Linked DNA regions of Homo sapiens: region 2 is linked to region 1. Evidence: read pairs that join two places in POLR2A ChIA-PET (ENCODE). Cell type or tissue: Caco-2. All regions are shown on one strand. Each heading gives the region's core, and the rest is flanking DNA. Links, peaks and the distances in the headings are about the cores only. Region 1 overlaps CTNNA1 (catenin alpha 1). Region 2 overlaps CTNNA1 (catenin alpha 1).

Region 1 (2,914 bases), core at 204-2,703:
GTGGTGGCAGGTGCCTGTAGTCCCAGCTACTTAGAAGGCTAAAACAAGAGAATGGCATGAACCTGGGAGGCGGAGGTTGCAGTGAACCGAGATCGCGCCACTGCACTCCAGCCTGGGCGGACAGAGCAAGACTCCGACTCAAAAAAAAAAAAAAAAAAAAAAAAAGAAATATTTCCAGATTAAAGGAGGCTAAAGAGACTTAAACACAGTGATTCTGGACTGAAATTGTGTTGAGAAAGGGAAAAACATTGAGACAATTGACAAAATTTGACTATGGGTACTGAATTAAACAGTAGCATTGTATCAATGTTAAATTTCTGAATTTTCATCATTATACTGTCATTATACTGTCATCAAATCTAGAATCACTAGAGATAGGGGTGCCAAAAGGAACCTGCATTTGCCTAATCTGGTAACACAGAATGCCTGTGTCCCAGTCATCTGTTTCATTGAAGGTAGATGAATTTGCTGTCTACATTCATGTGACGTCAGGCCTACACTTTGGTTTTTAAAGGTTATTTGTCCACTCAACTGATCAACCCAAGTCAGTGAACCTTAGGAAATGGAATGCTCTAGATTGCTAAAGGTTTGACAACAGCTCAACCAAATGTCATCAAATGTCACAGATAAGACATTTCAGAAGAACTATTTGCCCTATGGATCCTACATATCCTAGCATTCCAGAGATACTGCATTAACACAAACAAAACACAGAACCTTCCAGGGTTGCAAAGGGAGAGAGCCAAGAGGAAAGTTAAGTGAAGCTAGCTGCAAGCAGACATTTAGGTATATGTGGTCACATTTGTGTTTAATTATTAAACAGGTACAACACATAACTATTTCACTTTCTCAAAAAAAGACTTTCATTTTTTTCTTGAACAAAAAACATTCTTGGTCTTTTGTTTTCCTAATTTTGATACTTTGGAGTACAAATAATTTCACTTACTTCTTAACTTAAAAAAGGTGGCACAGGACGGGCGCGGTGGCTCATGCCTGTAATCCCAGCACTTTGGGAGGCCGAGGTGGGCGGATCACGAGGTCAGGAGATCAAGACCACGGTGAAACCCCGTCTCTACTAAAAATACAAAAAATTAGCTGGGTGCGGTGGTGGGCGCCTGTAGTCCCAGCTACTCAGGAGGCTGAGGCAGGAGAATGGCGTGAACCCGGGAGGCAGAGCTTGCAGTGAGCCGAGATCGCGCCACTGCACTCCAGCCTGGGCGACAGAGCGAGACTCCGCCTCAAAAAAAAAAAGGTGGCACAACAGCACAATATGCACAACAGCACAATAATGAATTGCAAATGACACCTGGCCTCTCCAGGCTGGGGACAGGGACCACTAGGAGGAGCCAGGACTTCAAAATCAGAAAGCTTGTGCCCACTTGTTCATCAACTCCAGGCAATCTTTACCACATAAATCCAGGGTTTCCAGACCATCTGACTTTTCAAGAGAGGCCAGGGATGCAGATTTTTACATGGAATCTCCCAACTTTAACGTTAGTGACAACTTCCAAGAAGTCTTACTGTGCAAAAATAAATTATTTAATATTAGAAAAAAAGCCAGGTGTGGTGGCTCCCACCTGTAATCCCAGCACTTTGGGAGGCCACGATGGGAAAATCACTTGAGCCCTGGAGTTCAAGACCAGCCTGGGCAACATAGCGAGACCTCATCTCTACAAATAATTTAAAAATAAAAAACAGGCCAGGCGCAGTAGCTCATGCCTGAAATCCCAGCACTTTGGTAGGCTGAGGTGGGCAGATCACCTGAGGTCGGGATCTCAAGACCAGCCTGGCCAACATGGTGAAACCCTGTCTCTACTAAAAATACAAAATTAGCCGGGCATGGTGGCACATGCCTGTGATCCTAGCTACTCGGGAGGCTGAGGCATGAGAATCGCTTGAACCCAAGAGGCAGAGATTGCAGTGAGATGAGATCACGCCACTGCACTCCAGCCAGGGCGACAGAGTGAGACTTTGTCTCAGAAACAAAACAAAAACAAAACAATCAGCCAGGTGTAGTGGTGTGCATCCATAGTCCAGCTATTCAGGAGGCTGAGGCAGGAGGATCGCTTCAGCCAAAGAAGGTGGAGGCTGCAATGAGCCATGATCTTGCCACTGTACTCCAGCCTGGGCAACAGAGTGAGACTCTGTCTAAAAAAAAAAAAAAAATTAATTCACCAGACTCAGCCTCCCTAATCCTGCTTCTAAACGAGTTAAGGCAAAGGACTCTAATCACTCACTTACATTAAGAAACTTAAAATACACTAACACTTGAAAATTGAGAACTCAGTGTATTTTCAAGACTTTCAATAACCATAATGCAAGCAGACTGCCCTGTATAGCACCTTTAATCAAAAGTGCCAAGGAGCTTGTTTTTGTTTTTTCCTTCACTTGATCACTTACTTCTTGCCCTGTTCTAGTCACACTGGCCTTCTCTTTCTGTAAGTCCCTGAAGACACTGCCTCATCTGTGTTCCCTCTGCCTGGAATGCTCTCTTCCCTCAGAAGACCAGTTCTTTCCTAACTTTCAGATTTCAGCTCAAATGCCGTCATGACAGAAAGGCACTCTAAAGATCCTACTAATTCCATTACTTATTACCCTGCTTAATTTTATTTTAGCTCGTATCGTCTTCTTTGTTTACTTATTTATGCCATTATTACAGTGTAAGTTTCATGAGCGCAGGGTCCTGCCAAGAATGACGCTGAACATCATGAAATGATGCTACAGAGCCAAGGCATGTTTTTAGTGATCCCAATCCTAAAAGGATTTCAAAAAATAAAAGTATCTTAAAATCTAAAGAGAACATGTTCTACTTGAAACATCAGCTTCTGGAACCAGCACTGTCACTTATCCTCTGACTTTTGATTAAGTCACTTCACCTTTCTGGATCCTTGGTTTTATCATCTATAAAATGAAA
Region 2 (2,914 bases), core at 140-2,639, 94 kb before region 1:
GCTTTCTTTACCAACTGGCTAGAACGGAACAGCATCACAGCAACGCTGCGGATCTTGGTTACACAGTGTCAGAGCTTTTGTTTTTTGATGGGGTTTTATCCTCTTCACCACCACTACCCACTCCATTTTTTTTCTATTTTTAAGATTAGAGGAAAATGACCATTAAGAACCAGAAAAATAATTAATCTCTCTGGAAAAAGGAAAGCTAAAGAAGACTATGATACCATACCCATCTAGAAACCAAGAACTAGTTTGAAATCGTTTATATTCATTTCTGTAGCATGACAGGGATTTCAATCACCTTTCTGAAAAGAGTGGGCTGATAAACTTGTAAATCCACACACAACTCTGAGAATACCCACTGCCAGCATCAAAAAGCAAAGATACTAATTTTTTAAGCCAAAAATCTGTACTAACACATGTAATTTCTTAATGTGCCTAAGTTAATTTCTGTATCAATTCAATAAATGGAATTGACTGAACTTCCCAACGCCACTAATTATTAAAATCCATCTGCTTATTCTAATGCTAGTCACCAAGAGCTAGACTCCATCTTTCCAATAAAAATGAGCCCTATGTAGCACTAGGTTTGAATTCTAAAATTCAAAACAGGCATTTCATTTTCTTAAGGCACACTTCCTACACACAGCTATCAGGGGAAAAAGCTATAAATGTCCTGTTCTTTTTCTGAAGTGTGGATATCAATATAAAATTTGTTAAAGAATATTTTTAACAGCTGACTTACATGATCGTTTTCCTAATACAGGAATACAGCGACAGACCTATCTGAAAAGTCTGTTTGGGGGCATACTTTTCATATCTTATTGACTAAAGCCCTTGAGCCAGGAAAAAAAAAAAAAAAGAGAGAGAGACAGTAAGGCCATCTATAGATAATTAAATATTTCTCTATCTAACCTGGGGCAAACTCATAGTACTTGAATAAGGCCAAAAACAAATAGAAAATTACTGTTTAAGCTTTCATTCTGCTATTGCAAACATTTGGAAACCTCTGCAACTCTTTCAACTAACATTTTTGTCCTTAGCGGTTTTTTTTTTTTTTTTTAAGTCTGATATATGGAATGTTTGGTGAACCTTCCTATCAACACTGAGACTGGAAACTCAAAGTACAGTCCAAATACATTGTGTTCAATCACCTTCAAGAGCCATTTTTCTTTTTGGGTGGGAGGTGGGCAGATGGGTTGAGGGTGGGAAGAAAATACTATTATGCAGGGTGTTTTGGGAGGGGGGAGGGTAACATAAAGAGCAGTGTACAGGCAAGTTTTGTTATTAAAATTGTGTATACTGTAAAAAGTGAATGCCTTCTTTTTACTTTTCCTTGATAACCTATCAATTTTGACATGTGAAACTTGAAAAGCCATTTGTGACAGACATAGAAATCTTAAATGAACAGTTGTTTTATTCCATGTTCCTCTACAATGTCAAATGTGTCCACTGAAAAAAGGGGCAGCTAATCATTACCTGTCTTCAGAGAGAGGTAAAACTAGGATAAGAAGAAAGTAAAGGTAAAGTGGTGAGAAGGGAGAGTGCCTAAAAAGCTGTCATGCAGTAAGAAGCTGCTCTGTCAAGAGCCTGAGCAAGTGGACAAACAACTGTCCCAGGCTCACAGGGCATGGAGTTGGCTGCCCCTCTCTGAATCCTCCATTACAGTGAACTAACACCACAGAGAGCTTCGGAAAGGTACCAATTGCCTGTATCTAGCCAACAGCGACTTGGCCTCTACCTTGGGGGTTGGTTGATGTCCATCCCAGCAGCACCTTCCATGCCACTCCTAGGAGGGAGGTCCCACAGGTGCTTACACACTAGGACCATGAAGATCCCTACATGACCTCCTCCACCCTGGATGACGACTCAGTGAGTACAGATGGGAAAAGGAAGGGAAGATTTTAAACTACAATTGACCCTTGAACAACACTGGGGTTAGGGGTGCCAACCCCCTGCTCCACACAGTCGAAAATCTGCATAACTTTTGACTTCCCAAAAATTTTTATTAATAGCTACTGCTGACTAGAAGCATTACTGATAACATAAACGGTCAGTCCATATTAGATAACACATATTTAATACCGTCAGTCAAAATAATACATATTTTATATGTTATATGTATGATATATGGTATTCTTACAAAAATAAGCTGGAGAAAAGAAAATGTTATTAAGAAAATCATGGTGGGGCATGGTGGCTCACGCCAGTAATCCCAGTACTTTGGGAGGCTGAGGTGGGTGGATCACCTGCGGTCAAGAGTTTGAGACCAGTCTGGCCAATAAGGCGAAACCCTGTCTCTACTAAAAACACAAAAATTAGCCAGGCAACCTGGTATGCGCCTGTAATCCCAGCTACTCGGGAGGCTGAGGCAGGAGGATTGCTTGAACCCGGAGGTGGAGGTTGCAGTGAGCTGAGATCATGCCACTGCACTCCAGTCTGGGTGACAGAGTGAGACTCCATCTTAAAAAAAAAGAAAAAAAAAAAAAGAAAGAAAGAAAATCATAAGAGAAAATACATTTATCATTAAGTGGAACTGGATCACCATAAAGGCCTTCATCCTTCTTGTTGTCTTCACATTGAGTAGGCCGAGAAGGAAGAGAAAGAAAAGGAGTCAGTCTTACTGTCTCAGGGTTATCACAGGTGGGAGGAAATCCACATATAAGTATCACAGGTGGGAGGAAATCCACATATAAGTAGACCTTAACAATTCATACCCATGTTGCTCAAGGGTCAACTATAATGTCCTTGGCTTGCTACAGATAAACATCCTCAGGACAGGATTCTACACCTGGGCAGTGCTAGGGCATAAACTGCCCTGGCTTCCAGGAGCTGACTGCCAGTAGTCTGCCGTGTTTGCCCAGATGCACTTATTGTTTCTCCAGCACCACAGCCCCATAGCAGGACCACATGG

What was found. ChIA-PET counts read pairs that join two places held together with the same protein. Peaks named below come from ENCODE experiments on the same cell type or tissue, not always from the same donor. Only the 100,000 strongest peaks of a DNase experiment are listed, where the experiment ranks them.
Region 2: POLR2A ChIA-PET joins it to region 1 with 5 read pairs; 4 of 35 experiments call an interaction of 5 or more read pairs at or near these places.

Annotation. Positions count from the first base shown.
Region 1 is chr5:138,772,966-138,775,879 of GRCh38, reverse strand. The region is part of intron 1 of CTNNA1 (catenin alpha 1); the gene reads right to left. Among named protein-coding and RNA genes, the nearest start is that of CTNNA1-AS1, 20 kb to the right of the region's middle. In Caco-2, for the core only: no CTCF peak of the experiment used is centred there; DNase peaks (open chromatin) are centred at 719 and 1,320.
Region 2 is chr5:138,867,323-138,870,236 of GRCh38, reverse strand. All of the region lies in intron 7 of CTNNA1 (catenin alpha 1), which reads right to left. LRRTM2 (leucine rich repeat transmembrane neuronal 2) reads left to right here. Exons shown (of 2, transcript NM_015564.3): 2 at 1-1,316. Among named protein-coding and RNA genes, the nearest start is that of LRRTM2, 6.6 kb to the left of the region's middle. In Caco-2, for the core only: no CTCF peak of the experiment used is centred there; no DNase peak of the experiment used is centred there.